Regions from separate parts of the Homo sapiens genome. Here region 2 is linked to region 1. Evidence: chromatin loops called from intact Hi-C (ENCODE). Cell type or tissue: heart right ventricle. All regions are shown on one strand. Each heading gives the region's core, and the rest is flanking DNA. Links, peaks and the distances in the headings are about the cores only.

Region 1 (10,675 bases), core at 1,754-9,753:
GCTCTTACCATATAATAGAAAGCCCCTTCCAATGTTAAAGCCACATCTACAGACAAAATAGCTGTAACTAGGTTGTCAACCAAAGCTCAACTAACTAAATGCTCGCCTGAGGCAGTCAAGGAAAGCCTCCATGAGGAGGTGACCTCTTAGCTGGCTATTAATGGATGAGTAGGAATTTGGTAGGGAAAGATGGCGAGAATATTCTAGACAGGAACAGCCTGGGGGAAAAGTGCAGAATGGGGAAAGGGCCTAATGTATGCAAAGAAAAGTGGAAGGTTTGGGGTAATGAAGACTTTAGGACTGTGGAAAAGGGGAAGTTGAGACTAAGTAATTCAAGGCTGAGGGGAACAGCTATGAAGTTGGATTTGATTGTTTGGGATCTCCTAAATTGAGCTTGCACGAGAGTCACATGGAGGGCTTGTTGAAACCGATTGCGGGGGGTGGGGGGCCCATCACCTGAGTTTCTGATTCATCACGTCTGGGGTGGGGGCAGAGAATTTGCATTTCTAGCAAGTTCCCAGGGATACTGCAGCTGCTACACACTTGGAGAATCAGATTCACTAATCAATGAGGAGTCAATAAGGGTTTTTTTTTCTGCATTTTTTAAGAAGATAATTTTGGTGGCAGTATAACTGATGGATGGACTGGGGACAGACTGATCAGGTTGATCACAAGTGAGGGCCTAGACTAAAGAGAAGACAATAGGAGTGAGGAGATATATTGGATTAGAAAAGCATTTTTGAGATGCAGTCAACAAGATTAGGTAACCAAGTGGATGTGGAAGGCGAAAGAGGAAGGCATTAGGAAGATGACTCTAGCACTTCTCGAATCATGATGGTTCTAAATCAAATGCAAGAAGACAGCAAGACAGTGGATTGGAAGACAGGAACTATATAGGAACTATAGGCACTGGGTGCGAGGTTCTCAGAGGACATCAAAGTAATGGTATCCAATAGACAGCTGGTTATTAAGATAGAAGTATGCTTGAAATTATGAAAAAACACCTCTTGTTCATTTGGAAGTAATCCAGCATAGGTGAGCCTCTCCATGTACAAATGGTTCTAGTCTAAGCTCAGTGGAAGCCCAAATCATAAGCTCATCAGCGAATCAGGGTGTGGGAATCTGGACTCCCAATGGGGATCTATGGGTCTGGCCTCCATTTCAGAAGGGTTATGTGCTCACCCACTTGATCACTTTGGAAGTTGGGGGGGAAAAATGCTTGGAGATTGCTGAGGAGAAAGAAATGACCATTTTGAGACTCACACCATCTGCATCTTCAGATAAGTGTCACAGCAGGGCCGTAGGCCTTAGCAGCCAGCTTCAGACACCACCATCAGAGACATTTCAGGTTGTATTTTAAAGGAAAAAGCCAGCTATTGGGAAGCTGAGATCTAAAGATTCTTGTCAAAAAAAGAACTTATTGTGGTTGTATTTTCTGGGCTAGAACTTTTCTCAGTTGTTAATTTGACTCCTTGAAAGCCTCTTGGTCTATTAGGAAAAAAGATTCCTCCTTCTTAAGAAAATCCTGGAAGTGGGCAAACACCTTTCTGCTGCAGAGCTTTCGGGCAGGAGTTCCCTCTGCCTTAAATGCTCTTCTTTCTTGCTAGGCTCTGTTTGTCTGATTCCCACCTGCTCAGCCTTCCTTTTCCTCAGGGGATCTTTCCCGACGCCTCCTCCTGAGTTACTTATGGTCGACCCTTCCTCACAATTTATATGATCCTATCACATAACACAACTGAAATTACAGCTGTGGGATTATTTGTGTCATTCTTCTTTGCCCTGTTGCCCCATTTGGCTGTCATCTACATGAGTCCCTAAGTCATGCTGATTTTCGTCAGAACTTTATCCCAAATGCTGAGCACAATGCCTATGCCATCAGTAGGCACTCAATAATGTTTGTTGTACAAATGAGTGAATGAATCCCCTTCATAAACAGGGATTACAACAGGAAGAAGGACTGGAGTCAAGCCCCAGGGAGAATGGATTAGCGAGGAGGGAGGTTGGTTGCTCTTTACTTCTTTAGACATCCATGGAGAGCCAGGGCAGGCAAGAGGCTCAGCAGTATAGAATCATGATGTCTGTTCTAGTCCAAAGATTGGTGGCTCCATTATTCCATTGGCAAAACGCTGGGGAAAGGACTCAAACTGAAAGAAGACTTTTAAGTGTAGTTATGGGAAACAAAATACAAGATCATGAACCAGGGCTGTGCTTATACTTCTTAGATTAAGAACATCATGTCTTGATTGAGCTGTCATTCATCCACTCAGCCATGCATTCGTTCAACTAATTTATATCAAAACCTACTATGCACCAGCCCTCTTCTCAGGTATTGATTAGTACGATGACAAACATGGGCAGATGAGGCTCATGCCTTAATGGAGCTTACCTTGTAGAGGGTATGACAGGGAAAAAAAAAAAAAGAAGAAGAAAGAAACAAGCAAATGTGTAGATAAAATGATTTAGGTGGTGGTAACTGCCTAGAAGAAATACAATACAGTAAAAGGGTAGAGAATGAGTAAGGGGGGCTGGGCGAGGGCGGTGCTGGTGTTGCATGTTGTATATTTTCATGGTTGAAATGCTTGCTCCTGTGAAATTCGAGGCATGAAATCTCAGTATGCCTAAGGGAAGTCAAACACATTTTCATAAACTCTGAGCAATTAATGGTTGTCATTAAAGCAGAGGATTTTTAGCCAAAAAATCAAAAGCCAAGTTTCAGCAGTAGCACACACAGGGCCCAATCCACAAATTATTTCTCTGTTCTTCAGCACTAGGTAACATGTTTTATAGGAGACCTTGGACGTTACACCACATTCTCCCCATAACAGAGGCGGGCATTACGCAGAGTATTGCTTCTGTCTCTCCAGGGACTTTTCACCCCGTCAAACCTGTTTCACTCCAGAGGAACAAGACGCAGTCACTCTGTCCTGCTGTCAGGGGTGGGCCCTCTGATTCCCCTCCAGATGCCAAAAGGCCCGGGGGCTGGGGTGGTGGGGAGCAGGTGATGGGCAGGGCCACTCCCTCTGAATTCCAGTGCCTCTGGCTCTTGCTGGCAGCTCCCCAACAAGGAGAGGTGGGGAGGTTTGCCCAACCCAGGGCTGGGTTTCTGCCTCTGGCACCCCAAGGGCACTTTCTTTTCATCTTAGGCATGCATCAAGAAAACTACTCTTGGGACTTTTCTTGGGACTATAATTGAGTCATTTGTACTCTACAACCCTCCATCAGTTTTTCTTCTTTAAAAGAGGATATAAAAACATTTCTAATTTGACAAAATGTATCCTGGGAGCTCACCCCGGCTACCTTAAGAATGAGTGGCAAGGATGAGAGCTTTGCGATTGTACAGAAGGGGAGTCAAGTACAGAATCTGTACAATCAAGTACAGATTGTACAGAAGGGGTTCCGAGAATCCCCCCAAAAGGCCACTAGAACCACCTCCAAACCCAACCTACTAAGCCAGCTTGACTTCAGAGAGGTTAGGTAATCTAGCCAAGGCCACACAGCTTATATGTGGGGCAGAGCTGGAATGAGAACCAGATCTGTCCTCCAGTCCAGAACACCCTCCATTATGCCACACTGCCATAAGAGACACCCTTGTACATGAAACCACAGGAGTGAGTGATGTGAGGTGTTCAGACACCTCCCGTGGGCCAGCAGAAGAGCTTCTGCAAGTGCCCTGCAGAACTCCCCTGGCATCTGCCAGCACGTGCCTCTACATTCCCAGGGACTTCTCAGAAACCTGGATTTGTGCACATGGAAGGCTTAATTCATGGCTATCAGACCCTCAACCTCTGGAAGAGGATGCATTCACATATTGTTAATCCATAGAGTAAACATATTGTGATGTTTGTGATGCAGTGGCCAAAGTTAGGCAGACCCAGGTTTGAACCCTGATCCCACCACCGATAATCATGTGACCTGGGGCAAGTTCCCTGGTTTCGTTCCTTCTCAAGTTCACTATGAAATGGGGATAATAATATCTATCTCCAGGGGTGACAGTTACATTGTCTGTAGCTGGAACAAGTGACCTGGACACCAGCAAAGCATGGTAGGCTATAGCAGGTCCTGGGGTGCCTCCTCTGGGCCTTCATAAGGAATTCCTGAGGTCTCCAGGGGAAGGGCCAGGGCAGCCAGGTAGTAAGAGATCACTTAAGGGTTTTGGAGAGCAATGATTGCTAACTGGCCCACCTTCCAGCCTGACATCCGGTCTGCCTACTGCACAAGGAGGTTGTCAGGATGGAGGACAAACACGTAAGGCCGTTGGCACAATGCTTGGCATCTAGGAAGTGCTCAATAACATTGGCCTCCTCCCCCTGAGAGACAGGGTCTGTGCCTATAGTCCCCAGAGGAGGAAATGGCCCGCTGGCCCCACTGTGCAGACACATGCAATACCTTGCTGCTCATGACACCTCCACTTCTAGGGAACTTTCTTGCTTTCTTGCCAAAATTCATTACACTGTAGCCCAAGTCAGTTCTAGGACTTTTGACTTTTAAGTCCAGGCTAAATCTGGAACTTTTCTTAAATGCTTGCAAAAATACCCTCTGCTCCAAAAGCATGGCACCAACTGGATGGGAAAGGAGGTCGCGAAGCAGAAGACTATTGATTTCTATGGGTTTCCTTTGCAACATCAACCTTGCATCCTCCTGGTGCTCTGGCAGACAGTGACCTCGGCAGGGTGCAGGCCTGCCCTTACCACTGGGTAGGGCCCTGCCCCCTGCTCTCGTCCTTTCAGTTCAGCTTCTCATGCGCCCAGTCTGTGCCAGCCCCTGGTGAAGACTGGGTGAGCTGATTGCCACTGGACTCTATAATTTGCTGACTGCCCACAGACCCCATCAGCCACTGCAGGATAGCAAGAGCTGAGAGAAATGTCATGTAGACAAGCAGGAGCCTGGTGCCCAGCAAGTGCCATGGATGTGAACCCTAGAACCCCAGTGTCACTGCATGAGCTCACGTGAGTCAGGCATCTCTGGGCCACATCCATTTCCTTCTTCCTGGGCACCAGCTGTGTGTCAGACCTTCCCACCCTTCCCTTTGGGCATACAGATTGCAGCCCAGTCTCCTGGAGAGAGAGACACAAACAGTTATAATACAATGTGATTGATGCTTTAATTCCCTTCATGAAGGCTTGCTATTAGGGCACAGATAGGGGGTTCTTTGCCTCACCTAAGGGGGGCAGGGGAGGGGAAGTCTCCCTGGAGCTAATGATGCCTGCAAGGAAATAAGAGAAAGATATTCCAGATACTGCAAAGTACAAGGGAGCCAACAAATATGTTTATATTGTTGGAACTTAAAGAGTGAAGAGAGCAAGCGTCAGCACACAGAGGCTCATGTGCCGTGCTAGAGAGCTTGGACTTAGTCTTGCAAAAGAGAAGAAGCCTGGGCCATGCAGGAGTGACCCGGGAGAGTGGCCTTTCATAGACAGGTCACCATAGGCACCAGTGGCTCTTCTGTCCAGAAGGGCTGTGAGCTTCTCTCTCCACCCTCTGGTGTGCTGCGTCATCTACACTTGCTGCTTGTTTGTGGCCACACCAATCCAGGTCTGCCTGAAGCCAAGGGAGAAGATGTGGCAGCTCCAGTGCAGACCTCAGGATCCTCTGTGACATCTCTGGAGAATGGACATGCTGAAAGTCAGATGGAAGGGAGAGACCTGGACAGGCATGCTGCTGCGTTGAAAGGCAGGTTTGGAGAAGGTGGGGCAGCTTCATCACTCCTCCCCCTCATCTGAGTGGGACTCAACACTCAGAACCACCTTGAGCATTCACTCATCCCCTTGCCCTGGTGGAAGGACCAGCTCCGGTCCCTGCCCTTTCTGGTCTTTTGCAGCTGGAAATCCAGATGCTGGATCTTGGTCCCAGGATAATTGAGCTGTCCACATTGCTTCCTCTCCCTCTTATCCTGTCACGCTTCCTCCTGAACTTTTGACACAAACCCTGCTTCGTGTCAGTGTGACTGTCAACCCCCATGAAGTCAGCATCCCCGGGGTGGGTCTTGCGGCCTTGCTCAGCCTCCAAGCCCCACAGGCCCTGTTCCAGGCCAGCAACCATAATTGGCAACAACACTGCAATTCCTGAGGTGGCTGGGAAGACAGAACAGGGCTGCTGGCCTTAGGAGCACAAGGTTCCTTGCTGCCCTCTGTGTGCCTTTGTGTTGCATGCCTGGTGGGGCTGGAGGTGGGATCTCACCCATCCTTCAGGAGGCCCCGGCATAGCTGACTTTCCTCTCTCCAGACCTGGCTTTCTAAAGGAGCTGAATGAGAACGTTCCCACACAGGGATTTTCATCAAAGACCGCTTTCATCAGGCCCCACCCCAATGCTTTCAGGAGTTCCCCACTGTCTACATACAGTCCTGGCTTCCTGGCTGGGCACTTGGGGTCATTGACAAAGTAGCCCCAGCCTCTTTTCCGGCTGTTTCTCCCTCACTGACACTGAGAACAGCCCCACTGCCTTTCTCCATATTTCTCATACCTGACCTGCACATCCCCACTTCCAAGCCTCAGCATGGGCTGTTCCCCATCCTCCAGGGATCCTTTTCTGACCACAATCTTTAGCCCACACAACTGCTTCTCCTTACTGTGACTCAAAAGTGATGCACACCTACCAATCCTGCGTCTTGAATGTCCAACTTTCCTCCCTTGACAGATGAGGATGCTGGACTCTAGGGAGAGTCAGTAACTTGCCTGAAGGCACAGCTGGGAAACAAGAGAGCTGGCATTCAAATCCACGCACTCCAGCTTCAGTGCTCGAACCTCAGAGTGCTCTCCATGAAGAGCATGTTTCCTTTCCCTCAGTAGAGGGAGAGAGCGCTAGATGACACGTGAGCAATGCTCCCTGACTCTTGCCTGCGTGTCTCGTCACATACTGTTCCTCTTCCTGCTGGCCCTCCCTTTCTCTGAAGGAAAAGCCTTCTATGGCTAACTTGGGCTGTAACTAGAAGTTGAATCAATTCCCCTCCTCAGGACCAGCTATGTAATTTGCAGGTCCCAAAATGCAAATGCAGGCAGGGTCCCTTGTTCATAAATGATGGAGAATTTCAAAATGGTGGCAGCAAACATTAAACCCCAAGTTCAGGGTTCTTCTACACACAGCACCCAGTGGGGCCGCCCAGGTCCCATACCCATGAAGTGGCCCCGCACCTTCCTGGGGCTTCCCGGCCTGCACTCACCATCCCTAGCTTTCCTTGTGAAGCCCCAGGGTCAGCAATGCCTAGCACACAGTAGGCCCTCAATAACGTGTGTTGAATTGGAAAGATTTCTTGTAGACGAGAGACTGTAAATTTCAGAATAGGTGATTTTAAGAACAAAAGAGATACCCATGTGTCTAGGTCTAAATTTTCTGGTGCTTGAAACAAGCAAACAAAAATTGTGGACTCCTCTTTTTAAACAAAATACTAGATTGGATACCGTGATGGGCTGAAATTGTGTTTCTTCAAAATGAGTATGTTGGAGCCCTCCCCCCACTACTCAGAATGTGACTGTATTTGCAGGTAGGGTCTTTAAAGAAGTCATTAGAACGAGATTGTAAGAGTGGGCCCTAATCCAATAGGATTCATGTCTTTATAAGAAAAAGGAGGTTAGGACAGAGACAAACACAGAGAGGCGACGATGTGGTAACACAGGGAGAAGATGGCCATCTGCAAGCCAAGGCAAGAAGCCTAGAACAGAGCCTTCCCTCAGATCCCTTAGAAACCAGCCCTGCCAACACCTTGATCTCAGACTTCAGCCTGCAGAACTGCAGGACAGTAAATTCTTGTTGTTTAAGCTCCCAGTCTGTAGGGCTTTGTTAAGGCAACCCCAGCAAACCAGTACAAATACCTAGAGATAAAATAAATCACAACCAATTATAAACCTCAAAAGCTGATAGATACCACTGAAAAATCTGGAAATATGGAAGAATAACATGATATTCATAGCTGCATTAACTGTCTGTCATACTTTACTTCCCATATTTTTGGCTGAATAATCTTCATATGTGACAATAGTTTTATAATATTCTTTTCCATAGAGAGAAGAGAAAGATAATTTAACTTCTCTTGTAACATGGTTGATCAGATTTTTTTCCAATATGGAAAAGTCTGAAGTTCACAACTTATCAGCGGTAACATCACATACATTTTCAGAATTGGTACCAAATTTGGGAAAATGTCTATCAAGTTTCTTTCACAGATCGGCTGATAAATGTCAGGACATTTTCATTATCTATTAATGCAGTGACTAATCTTAAATGCTCTTTGAATTGCCAACACTCATTAACCAGTCGGTCACCAATGTCTGCACCATAGTTATGCTATCCTGGTCAATGTTCTGATTTTATGTTGAGTCAGCAAAAAAAGGAAAATCTTTTTTCCGATGTGAGCTTATAATTCATCCCTTTCTTTTAATTGGGTTATATTATAATCCAAGAGCCTACTTATTACTTCCATTGGAAATGTATCATAAAGATTGGAAATGTATGTCTTCCTCTTAATGAACTAATACTTTTAGTATGATCTAAGATTTTTTGTTACAATTTATTTCTTCATATGAGAATAATTTTAACCTTACTTCCACAGAACTGTTAAAACCGTATAATAACCACGTGAATACCTTGCTAGGATGCCCTGCAGTCTTTGGAAGGACAGGGGCAAGTGAAGAAACCTGAAGCTGAAGCTCCATTAGCTTTGTGGCGAGTCAACCCTGGTCAAGGTTGGAGGTGGGGCTCAGAAGAACTAAACCAACAGATACTTCCAGCTGTACACACTCATCCCAGCCAGCGACACCCACTCTTCAGGTCCATGGTCCCAGGCCGCAGCAAAGTTCTGAGACTAAGGTGAGAATAAGGTGAAATTATGCACATTTTCTGTTTGTGTGTAGAGAAAGAGAGAAACAACTTCCTCAACCCGAGATGAGGTTGTCTCTGGGCGACTAGCCATCTGGTTCACCAAAACAAGATTTTCTCTGATTTTGCATGTAAGCTGTTTTTGTTTGTCTTTTTTACCACTTTGGTCCTAAAGGGTTTATTTTCTGTTACCCACTCCCCACAGAACCTCTGCATTCTGGGATGGAATGTAGGGTGATGGAATCCTTAGAGGTGGGTGAGAGGAATCCCACTGGGCCCCCCAGCATGGCCTGGGGCCTTCCTGGGCTTGGCAGTGGTTAAGAGTGTGAGCACCAGAACCAAACAGCTGGGCTCTGACACTGACTCCCTCCAACCATAGTCCCGGGACAAACTCACCCCTCCGTTCTTCCCATTCTGTATCAGTAGAGCAGAGGAAAAGTGATGAGCAGCACGTGGGAGTTGTGGGAATTGAGTCGTTGCCGCTCAAGTGCTTGTACAGGGCCTAGCACTTCGTAACTGCTCACTGCGGGAAAGGGAACAGGTTTATTAAGGGTTTGATGAACAGAACTGGAGGAAATTGGGAGGGGGCAAGGGCCCTGTCCTTATGCCAGGAACTCCTCCCTTCCTTTCTTCTCCAGGCCTCACTGGGAGCTGCACCCTCTGCTCCTCTGGCCTGGGAAAGAGCCAGATGTCTTGTCTCCTGTTTCCCATCAGAGAGGGTTTCCTCTGGCTCCAACGCCTTCCTTGCAGTGTATGAGGCGGCTTTACCTGCCTCAAAGGTCAGCTAGCAAACACCTAGAGAGTATTCTAGACAGACCCTGGCTGCAATTCCCAGGCTTTCCCTGCTAAATCTGGCAGAATCTGCCCTGGGGTGTGCCAAATGTCAATCACAAGAAGGACAGGTCACACTGCTTCTTCCGAGAAGCCTCTCTAGATTTCACCGCCCTGCCTTGAACTCTGCCCATATCCTGTGTCTCCTGTAACCCTGGGCTCAGCTTGTCCAAAAGCTGTTCCCTGCTAACCATGGCTAGTGTGCTTCTCGAATTGTGAGCCAAAAGCAAATGTTCAAAAGCACAACCAGAGATTTATATGGCATAGGGGTGTATTTTCCCAGAGAGCTAAAAAAAGATTGTAAAATCGTAATTATATCCACATTTTATGCATAATTTTTGCAATATACTAACCATATTTTGAACATGTTCATTCATTTACTTCTGCTACAATTCAACATGCAGTCACTCAACAGATATCTGTTGAGCACCTCCTAGGTACCAGACACCATTCCAGGTATTCAGAATATATCCCTCGTGGGGCGCACAATCTAATAACAGAAGGAGATGGATAATGAAAACTTCACATCATAAATGTTAGATGGTGATAAGTGCTATGGGGAGGAAACAAAGGGAGACAAAAGCAGAGCCCAAGAGAGAAGATCCAGAATGCAGGTGGAGGGTAGAGTGCAGGTTGCAATTTAAAACAGGAGGATCAGGGAAAGCCTCATTGATACACTAAGATTTGAGCAATGACTTGGAAAGGAGGTGAGGGATGAGCCGCGTGGAAATCAAGGAAAGGGCATTCTGGGTACAGGGCCCTAAGGCGCGAACGTGCCTGGCATGCATCTGAACACAGCTTAATTCTGGTGAGCATCTGATTGTGGCTTCTTTGGTCTTCCTTGGGCGTGCCTAAGGACTCCTATCTTTGTCTCATTTATATTAAGTTCATGAGATCTGTGCTTTCTACTCCAGCTTTCCACTCATCTTTATAAAACAGTAAGGACAAAATTAAATGAAATGTGCAAAATAACTGCACAAACTCTGTGCTGGGTGCCTGGTGACGCGGAACCGTCGGCTGGCACGCTGCGCCCCC
Region 2 (10,675 bases), core at 920-8,919, 50 kb before region 1:
GCCTCCTGTGTAGTTAGGACTGCAGGCATGCATCACCATTCCTGGCTAATTTTTCAATTTTTGTGAAGACGGGCTCTCACTATGTTACTCAGGATGGTCTCAAACTCCTGGCCCGAAGCAATCCTATCACCTTGGCCTCCCAAAGTGCTGGGATTACAGGCGTGAGCGACCATGCCCAGCTCCCTTTTATAAATAAGGGGCTCACCATACAATATAACCAGTTTTTACCTGGCATTTTCCAGTCATTATTGCATTGTACGTATCTCCCCATGTCTTTTTCTTTTCTTTTTTTTTTTTTTTTTGTTGACGGAGTCTCACTCTCTTGCCGGGCTGGAAGGCAGTGGCGCAATCTCAGCTCACTGCAACCTCCGCCTCCCGGGTTCAAGTGATTCTCCTGCCTCAGCCTCCCGAGTAGCTGGGACTACAGGCGCCCGCCACCACGCCCAGCTAATTTTTGTATTTTTAGTAGAGACGGGGTTTCACCATGTCAGCCCAGGAAGGTCTCGATCTCTTGACCTCGTGATCCACCCGCCTCGGCTTCCCAAAGTGCTGGAATTACAGGCGTGAGCCACCGCGCCTGGCCCTCTCCATGTCTTTAATTATTCTTGCATAAGATGACTTTTCACTGCATAATATTCCATCACATACCACTCTTTAACCATTTTGCTTCTGGGGCACATTTTCCTTTTGGTCACACTTTTTATACTACAGTTGCCATCCTTTTACATACATTTGAATACACATATCTGGCTATTCTCTCAGAATAGATTTCCAGACGTTACCTTTCCAAGCTTGAAGATGTTAACATTTTAAAGAAAGATGGTTATTCTTGAAAGCCCTGACAGCTCTGAGTGGGGAGCCGGGGCTGATGGTTACCACAGGATAGCGGAAAGGCACACTGGCTGGCCTGTGTGTACTCACGCATCCCCCCACCTAGGGCAGCCTTGGGAAGAGCACTCAGGATTATGAGAAAGACTGTCGCCTCCCCTTTGCTTCATTAGCTGATCCTCTAAGCATATGTGCTTTCTTGGTCTAATTTTCGGATTGGTCTTCTCCTATATTCTCTTCCTACTCCCCACCCCGACCTTACAGCTAAGTGCACATCTCATGTAGTGCAGTGGGAAAGAACCGTAAGGCAGAAGCCGGGCTGACTTGGCTGTGAATCCCAGCTCCATCACTTGCTGGCCAGGTGACTGAGTAAGATCGTTTACACATCCATCATCCTCAAGTTTCTCATCTGTAAAATGGGGATAATAATGTAACTGCCTTATGGCATTATATAAGGATTGTATGACTGAACACATGTAGAATGCTTAGAACAATGCCTGGCATATATGAAGCATTTAATACATGGTGTATTAAATTAGTTTTGAAAAGAATAAATTAATAACAATGATGAACATTTTTGATACCTATTTTCCTATTGTTTTGACTCTCAAAGCCAGTTGCAAGCATATTTAGCACTGTGATGTATGTGTGACTTACTGCAAAGTCTTTTTTCCAGTCCCTGATACCAGCTCTCTCTTCACCTTCAGTGTTTCCTACCCCTCCTGCCTCCCCTTCCCTAAGAATATTGCTGTTTCACAGAGTGTAGGCTTTCCTCTGGCTTCCAGATCTGCCCACATATGCACACTTCTCTTTCCCATCCCTGTTGGACTCTTTCTCCTTATCAGTTTATTTGTTCCAGTTGGGAAGAACTGGAACCTGGTCGGCAGCTTTTCCAGTTGGCTTTATCTGTGCGCTGCATTGTAAAACTGTTCTCTCTTGCTTAGAAATCTCTTTGATCCATGTTTAGCTGTATTTATTCTTCCAACAGATGTTTTGGGTAGTGAGAGGATTTTCTTCTCGCATTTGCCTAGTCTCATGCTCCTTCATGCTTCCCACTTGTTCGGGATCTTTTTGCCAGCTGACCACAGACAGGGGCCATCTGTCGTGAAGGTCTCCCTGGCCCAGCAGACCAGGAATGGCCCAGCAACCAAGACTTTCTGAAGGGCTTAGTGAAGGGGAGGAGGGAGGAAGATGTTGGAGAACTGTGTAGGGTAGAGTTTGAGTTTCCCAGACACATTCCAGGAGCTCTTTTGATCCAAGGTATACATGATTTGGCTTGTGCTCTGTGGCAGGTTAACAAAAACACAACCTTCCATTGTCTCCTGTAGACAACAGAGTGAGGCCCTTGGGCATGGCAGGTAGCCTAAGACTACCCCTGAGAGTTGGGAAGTGTATGAGTCTCCTGGGGCTGCCGTAACAAAGCACCACAAATTGGGTGGCTTAGCACAACAGAAATGTATTGCCTCACAGTTCTGGAGGCCAGAAGTCCAAGATCAAGGTTGCGGTCAGGGCCGTGTTTCATCTGAAGGCCCAGGGAAGCAGCTGCCCCACGCCTTCTCCTAGCCTCTGGTAGCCTCTGGCATTTCTTGGCTTATAGATGCATCTGTCAAATCCTGTGTCTTCATATGGCTTTCTCCTTTGTCTCACACTGTCTTTCCTCTGTGCATGTCTGTGTTCAGATGTCCCTTTTTATAAGGATGTCAACCCAATTGGATTAAGTTCTACCCTAATGATCTCATTTTAACTTGGTTACCTCTGTAAAGTCCTTATTTCCAAATAAGGTCATGTGCTCAAGTACTAAGGGGTTAGGACTCCAGCATATCTTGGTGGTAGACACAATTCAACCCATAATGGGAAGGAAAGATGTTGGGCACCTGTAACTCCTCCAAACACCCACAGAGTGCAGGGTGAGCTGTGTGCTAACACATAGTCAGTTCTCTTTGGGGTGAGGAGGCCTAGGGGCAGGGCCCCCATGTGGGGTCTCTGTCCACACCAGCAACAATAACAACCAGGGAGGAAAGCATCTCATTTTCCTTGGCTCAGTTCAGCTTTTTATGTTTTTAGCACAATGCCTGCTTTGCTCTTCCAACAATTTGGGAATCTCTGGGAGCTGTGCATGGAAAGCAAGGAGGACAGCGGCGAGAAAAAGGGGGAGTAGATGGAGGGTCTTGGAAAGCAGAGGGCCTAGGCAGGCAGAGAGGACAGGAAAGTATAGCGAGCAGAGCGGCAAATTGGTGGGGAGGTGCAGAAGGCTGCTTGGCAGCCAGGAGTTCTTGCCCTGGCCCTGCCATGAGGCTGCATGTCTGTGGCCTAGGTATTTACCTTCTCCAGGCCTCAGTTTCTCTGTAGGCAAGATTGGGAGGTGGATGGGTGCTCTCTAGGATCCCTTCCTGGCCAGAATAACATTCTCAGCAGGAGCCTAACGTGTGGAGCAAATGGGAGCACTGGGCTCCGGCCTCCTGCAGTGAGCACAGCCCCTGTTCTTGTGGAAACATCTTCCAATAGGGCTGCCCTGCCTACAGGGTCATGCGGCATGCATCTGCTGCCTGCCTGCGCTCTTGAAACAGCCTCCACTGCTCCCCTCCCAGCTCCTGTCTCTCTGCACACGCAAGCGTGCTACTCCTTTTCATGATCCCCATTAGTATTCTTTGACGATGGCATACATCTGTCTTCGATCGTTGTCAGCTCTGGGAGGCTTATGCCAAGCTTCTTGAGCGTAACCCATGACTGCCTGGGTTAGGTGTTGTGAGCTGTCCAGGAGGCAGGAGGACGATGCATGCAAGTCAGGGCTTAGGGCAGAAGTGCCTGGGCCTGGCCTCCCCTTGGACTCCAGGAGTCCTGTCCTAACAGAGCCCACAGCCCCCTATCCATCTGGCCTCTGTAACCCCTCCCCAACACACACACACACACACACACACACACACACACACACACACACACACACATAGCCCCTGTGATTGAGGGGGCCCCAATTCCTGTTCATATCCTCCAGGATAGCCCACCTGCACCCTCGACAGTGAGAGACAAAGTTCTATTCCCTGTTTAGATGGGTGCTGGGGACAATGGAAAGGAGGTGTGGCTCTGAGAAGTTCATGTCTTGCTCAGGGCACACAGCAGCTGATCGGGAACATGTTGCTGACTCCAAGATGCTGCCTTGCAAGAAGCTGGCTCTATCCTTCTTTTGGCTGAAGTGCCTTTCATGGATGGTGAGGGATGTGCAGGGAGAAGTGTCAGGAGTGAGGGTCAGTGGTTAGAATCAGGCAGTCCACAGAGTCTGAGAAAGCAAGACATTCTCTGGCAGTCTGGGGGTCATGATCGCCCACCCCAGCCCAGATAACCCTCACAGCTGTGCGGGCCACTAGAGAAAAAGGAGGGCATGTTTGGGGCAGGAGAGGCAAATGTTTGCTTATCTGTGACTTCTTCCTCCAAGCATGTCCGGACCTCCAGTCAATGGTGGGCTGTCAGTCGTCAGCTGAGGTTGAGCTTTCCTTAGCAGGAGCACTGGTCACTTGGGCTGGGATGGTTCTTAGTGGTACAGGATGCACTGCAAGCTTTAAATGCGAGTGGCATCATCCCCTTCCGGTCACCATGGCAACCAGAAACACCTTGACACATTTCCAAATGCCCTTTAGTAGGGCAGTGACAGCCCTTTTGAGAATCACATAGAATCGCATTGATTGATGAGTGAAAAATAAATGGATGGTAGCCTCCTTTTGTGATTTTTGCAGCGGCCTTTAGCTTCCTTTACTCACCCCAGAAATCAGTGGGACCCTGGGAGCTGTGTACCCCTCAGACCCAGTTGGAACCCAGCCAAGAGTACTTAATCCATCCCCACTTGTGGGGCCAACGGCACCTAACCACCTCAGGCACGGTGGACCTGGCTCCTCAGAGAGCTCTAGGGACAGAGGAGAGAAAGGGTCTGCATTCTGTTTGCAGCCCTGATCGTGAGCTCTGGGGGTCCTCTTCCACCCCCACCCCCACCCCCAGCCCCTGGAGCAGGTACTCGGGGTCAGAGCTCTGCTGAGGGTCTGGCTCTGGGAGGGGAGGTTTGTGTAAGATTCCCTCCCACGGTTCAGCACAGATGGGATGACAAGGACCAAATTCTGTTTCTGGGCTCTGATATTTGCCAAGATTTTTACCAGGCTTCCTGGAATAGACAGGGAAGCAGAGCAAGCTCCCGTAGGTCAAGTGATTTGGGCCCGAGTTGACCCAGAGTCCCTAAATGACTGCTGTGTAGCTACCATGAGTGTGCTGAGTGGCCCATAGGGGCAGGTATGAGAGAGGTGCTGAGGGAGGCAGGGGGCCCGCAGAACGGCCTCCCATCTCCACTGCCCGTCCCCAGGTCCACAGGCTCACAGAGCAGACACGGTCTGTGCCTGGGTTTGCTCACCCACAAGAGGAAGAACATAACATCTCGCTCCTTTTGCTGCACAGGATAAAACGAGAACAGAGAGGAAACAGGAAGTGCTTTGCATTCCAGAAAGAGCAGCAACTGTATAAAGTCATGCATATTAGGATTTGAGGTATGCATGGTCAGAAGTTAGAAACTAACCGAATCTTGTCATTGCCAGGAAGTTTCGGGGTTCTGTGACTGGTGGCCACTGATGTTCCTGTGTTCCTCCATTCCAGCTCCTACCTTGACTGTGTCCTCCTCTTCACACCTAACTTCTTTAGTGAAGGCTCCATTTCCTCATTTCCTGTTCAATGCTTAAACCCCTTGCAATCTGGCTTCTACCATCGCCTTATCACAGACCCTTCTCTGGCTTTGCCTTGCCTGGCCCTTCCATGATGTCTTCTTTCTTGAAACCCTCTTTCCTTGGTAGGATACCACGGCATCCTGGTTTTTGTCCTACCTCTGTGGCTGTTTCTGCGTGCTTTCCTTAGCTGACTTTTGCTCCTTTATCTGACCTGGGCTCTCCTCTCTCCATACACTCTCCATAGCCTATTCTAAGTGTCCCAGGTCTCTTATATCTTATCTCTCAAATGCACAATTACTTTGTGTTAGCTACAGACCCATATATCCAGCTTCCCTATAGATACCCCAAATGTCTTTGTAGGCTCCTAAACTCAGTGTATGCTAAGCTGAACAGGGGCTCCTTTTGTGCCCCAAACTTTCCCAACTCCAGTGAGTCTTCTCCATTGTCTTTCACCTTAATAAATGGAACCACCTGCGACTCTAGTGTGTGGTCCAGAGACTTGGAAGTCACCTCAGCTTGTCTCTCTGTCATCCGCAGGATCGGGCAGCCTCCAAGTCCTCATCATTCTAACTCTCATAATGCCTCTGGAGTTTGTCCAGATCTCCTCGTCACCACTGCCGCTACGCTAATCAAAACCACCATTGTCTCTTGCCATCCTCCATACTTTGCAAAGTTAATTGGGTCATTTTTCTACTTGAAATCTTATAATGGCTCTCCAGTGCCTCTGAGTCCTTGTTTTTTCAACACTGTTCACACTCTCCCCACCTCTCTCTCACTCATACCCCATGCACCAGCCATCCTGGGTTTTGCTGTTTTTGTTTCCCAGAATGCACAATGCACCTTCTGGCCTCTGAGCCACAGCACCTGGGTATTTGCTCACACTACTGCAGCTCTCCTCTTCCCTGCCACCACGCCTTTCTTGCCTGACTGTTAGTATGCAGCAGTGGCCACTTGAGCATGACCGCCTCTGGGAGGCTGTCCCTAGTCCTCTGTCGCATTCTGGGGCTCCCTATCACACACTCCCATTGCATGCTGCAGCATCCTCAGCACCCAGCATTCCTTATTGTAGTTCCTGATTCAACACCTTTCTCAGGAGACTCTGGACTTCTTGAAGGCAGGAACAATTCCCACTTGTTCCTAGTAGCATTCCAAACCACACGTGACAGTGTCTGGCTTATAATAAGCAGCCAATAAAAAGTTGATGAATGAATGAATAAGTGAAAACAGAAGGTGTTTGCCTGCAGAAATCTGGAATAAGATCAAAGATCAGAGCTGGGATTAAGGAAAAAACTTCCTTGGGGTGGCACTATGAATTCCCAGAACAGGTGACTAACCCTCATTCACTTTGGCAAATGTTTATCCCATGCCACGCAACCAGGCAAAAAGTTGAATGAGGTTTAATCCCTTCCCACACGGAGCTTATTCCTTCTTTGGAAGTCCTTTAAACAAGCTCTGAAATGATTTTGGCAGGTAGACAAACTGGTCCTCATTTCTCTGTGACCAGTAAGTAGGGAAAGCAAGCACACATACACACACACACACACACGTGCACACGCACACTGACAGACAACCTTGCTCACTCACATGGGCATGCCCAAACCCTTCTTCTATTTTATAGGATGGTAACTCACTCTTTAGTTTAGACTCTTGACGTGCCATGGAAAATCCCACTCGCCCTAGAACTGGGGGCCGGGCAGGTTTGACTGTAACAACGAAGCCTGGAGCTTACTCTTTGCTGATTGGCTTTCCTTTCTGTCTCCATTTTTCCCCTGGTGAGCACTGCAGTTGTGTTCTTCCTCCCAAAGGTAATGCCTGGTTTGGCTCACTAAAACCTGTTCTTTCTGTACCGAGAGCTCATCTTCTCTTCCTCTTCTGGATTCTCAAATGAGATGACGTCAGAGGATGGAGGCCAACCACACCCTTCCTCCTTGACCCTGATAAAGTTTCTTGGAAACCCTATACTCAGAGGCAGCCAATTCTTGCCAGTGGAAGAGTGAAAAGAGGGCTTGGGAAGCTCAAGGCTCAGTGTCTGTCCCCAGGTCCCCCAGTTAAAGACACATCTGTCCTTCACTCTCAAAGATGTTGCCATTGCTCCCCTGCTAGAGTGACACACTGCACTCCCTCCTTCCCTTCACACCCCAGCAAGAGGCTATTTCCCAGGGGTCTTATAAGCAGATTTCATCTTCTCTTGTGCTGTTTTCTTATTTCAATTATCTTCAGGGAGGAACGTGCATATTGCGTCATTGCCTGGCTGTGAAATTTCATTTCCATTTCTTTACACCTGCAGTTGCAATACGAGAGAGAAAAGGCCAGAGCTTAGCGGATGTCCTAGACGCAGGTTATCAAGGTGCTGTGGCTGTGGTTTCCCGGAAAAGGCCTTGGTCCCAGAGCACATTTTATCAGCAGGACCTTCGAGGGGCTGCGTTCCTTCAATTGTTTTCTCTTTGGGGTCTCTGGTCTCCAGTTCTTTCTTCTCTAGCATGTGAGATCTGTGCTTTTGATTCATGCCTTTAAGTCTGACATTGAAAAAATATCTGATTTGCCATTCCAGATGCTCGTCCTCATTTGCAAATTTTCCTAAAGGGCCAGATTGTCCTCTGGCCTTTTCCCTTTTCCTGGTCCCACCTCACCACCCTCCCACTGGGGCTTCACAGAGGCAGAGCTAGTCTCCTTTCATTTTTTAAAATTAATAGTCTTCAATTTTTAGAACAGTTTTAAGTTCACAGAAAAATTAACCAGCTATTACAGAGTTACCGTATAACTCCTCCCCCTCACTCCCCAGTTTTCTCCATTATTAGCATGTTGCATTAGTGCAGTACATTTGTTGCAGTTAATAAGCAAATATTAGCCCATCATTATTAACTCAAGTCTATAGTTTACATTAAGGTGTATTCTTTGTGTTTTACAGTTTTATGGGTTATGACAAATGCATAATGTTATGTATCCACCATTATAGCATACAGAATAGTTTCACTGCCCTAAAACTCTCCTGTGCTCCACCTGCCCATCCCTCCTCCCTCCTCTGCCACCAATCCCTGGCAGCCACCAGTCTTTTGACTGCCTAGAGTTTCGCCTTTTTCAGAATATCATAGTAGTTGGAATAATACAGTGCGTAGTCTTTTCAGACTGGCTCCTTTCACTTAGCAATATGCATTTTAAGTTTCTTCCATGGAAACTTTGCTTTCATCCTTTTATCACCACAAGGCCAGTCATCCAAGGAATTTCTCCATCTCTGTCTGTTCCTTTCTAGTTCTATGTGTGCCACTGCTTGGCATAGAATAGGTATCCATTTAATGAACATTCCCTTTCACCACCTGGGACACCTTCCCAGGGATAACAAAAATAAAACCAGCTAGGTCAATAGCAGAGCCCCCATCCCAGTTTTAACCTCATTCTCCCCTCTTTCCACAATAAACTGGATCAGAACCAGCAGCTCTGTAAGACTGCATTTCTTTCCCTTAATACCAGGCCCCAGAGAGCATTTGATTCCTTGGCAGAGAGGTGTAGGCTTAATTAATTTTTCTCCTTTTTTCTTTGAACATCTTGGAACACACACACACACATTCGCATTTATGCACAATTGGGTGTATGAGAATTTTAATGGCAGGTGGTGTTAGCAGTTCTTTTCCTCCTGATACAGATCAGGGTTTTTCCATCTGGGCCTTTTAGCAGGGCCTATGAATATTGACTTTCTAACCACTTGGATTTGGGTGGAGTGTGCAGAGTGGGATTGGGGGGGAAGGTTCAAGGGAGAACTATACTTATGTATAAATCACATGTGAAGGGAGTTTTGAAGTCATTATTGCTTCAGGATGTGCGAACCATAATTATTTTTTAAGGTCTTGATTTGCCCAAAGAGCATTTCCCAGGGTTGCTGCTCCAAGCATGACGTCTGTGCTGTCAGGAGGTGCAGCATAGTCTGATTCGAGTTTAATCGCTTTAAAGGAGGCCCTGGGTAGGATCTGGTCTCTAGGTTCTCAGCTGTGGTCAGTCCTCCATGCAGCAAAACATCCAGATGACTTAGATGATTAAGACAGCAGACTTAAAGTGAAGAAGAGATTTTTTCCCTTATTCTTTCCTTTTATTATTAGTTTTTAAATGGTTGGCTACATGGGCTGTTGGTCATTCTCCATGTTCTCTGTGCTCTCCTCAGCTCTCTGCTCAAAACAGGCTGCACCGGCCTGCCTAAACCCTGAAAGCAACTTCTCAGCTGCCTACTTTCTGCCTTTTGACCCCCAAGCCAATCCCCATCTCCTTACCACCCTCCCGCCATGTCCTCATACACCTGCCTCTCCTTGACTTCATTCTTCATGCTCCATCAGCAACAGCCCTCTGTCAATAATGATTGTCCCAGGGAAGTGTATTCAAGGGTCACATAAAATGTGCCCTCTCTATGTGTTGAGAAGGTTTTCTGTCCCCAAAGGAGCTCTCTGGATAATGAGGAAGGTTGAACTGGGGCAGCCTACAGGAAGAAGCCCTTAGAAGGGAAACCTGTGGCATAAACCATGCTGATCCACGACTCTTATTTTGGAATAGCTATTTAAAAAGAAATATGAAGAACTCGTAAGACTTGGAAAAGAAAACTAGAGAATGTTGAAAATGTCCAAGGGTTATGTGTATGATGTGTATGGGGAAATTTTAAAAGAATGTGGTAGAAAACTGAATTTGTGGTAAAATGTTGTCACAGGACGGCCTGTTCTTTCATTGAATTATGTCTTAGTGCAGGGATGACAAATAAATACAGCAACTGTGCTGCCATTCTCACATCTTTTCCTACAGTAGGCATCACTAATCAATTACAACATTCTTTTCCACTGTCATGCCTTTGCCTACAGCAGACATCACTAATCAATCACAGCACTCTCTCTCATTGAGTTTCAAAGGTTTTTTAATCCTCCACATAGGTCTCTAAGTAGCTATATACCAATTACTTTGATTTAGAACTTGGATTACCAATTTGCCATCTCTAGTTTAATGGGAAGAACATTAGGATTAGAGTCAGAATACCTGAATTCAAGTTACTGACCTACTACTTAATAATAATTAATTTTAATAATTCTCTAACCTCAGCTTTCTCCTCTATAATAAGAAATAATGCTTACCACAGAGGCTCGAGGTAAGGATTAAGTAAGATAATATATAACATGTAA

The links. A loop is a pair of places that touch in the nucleus more often than their neighbours do. Peaks named below come from ENCODE experiments on the same cell type or tissue, not always from the same donor. Only the 100,000 strongest peaks of a DNase experiment are listed, where the experiment ranks them.
Region 2: a loop joins it to region 1, with 7 times the contacts of the local background. A loop is called at or near these places in 7 of 110 quality-filtered maps.

Annotation. Positions count from the first base shown.
Region 1 is chr12:5,501,033-5,511,707 of GRCh38, forward strand. It overlaps LOC124902865 (a long non-coding RNA gene), which reads left to right and starts at 5,534. Exons shown (of 5, transcript XR_007063188.1): 1 at 5,534-5,685; 2 at 8,544-8,800. RefSeq lists an enhancer at 8,431-9,630. In heart right ventricle, for the core only: no CTCF peak of the experiment used is centred there; a DNase peak (open chromatin) is centred at 5,889; H3K27me3 peaks cover 1,243 bases.
Region 2 is chr12:5,451,812-5,462,486 of GRCh38, forward strand. All of the region lies in intron 1 of NTF3 (neurotrophin 3), which reads left to right. Among named protein-coding and RNA genes, the nearest start is that of NTF3, 25 kb to the left of the region's middle. In heart right ventricle, for the core only: no CTCF peak of the experiment used is centred there; no DNase peak of the experiment used is centred there; H3K27ac peaks cover 1,568 bases.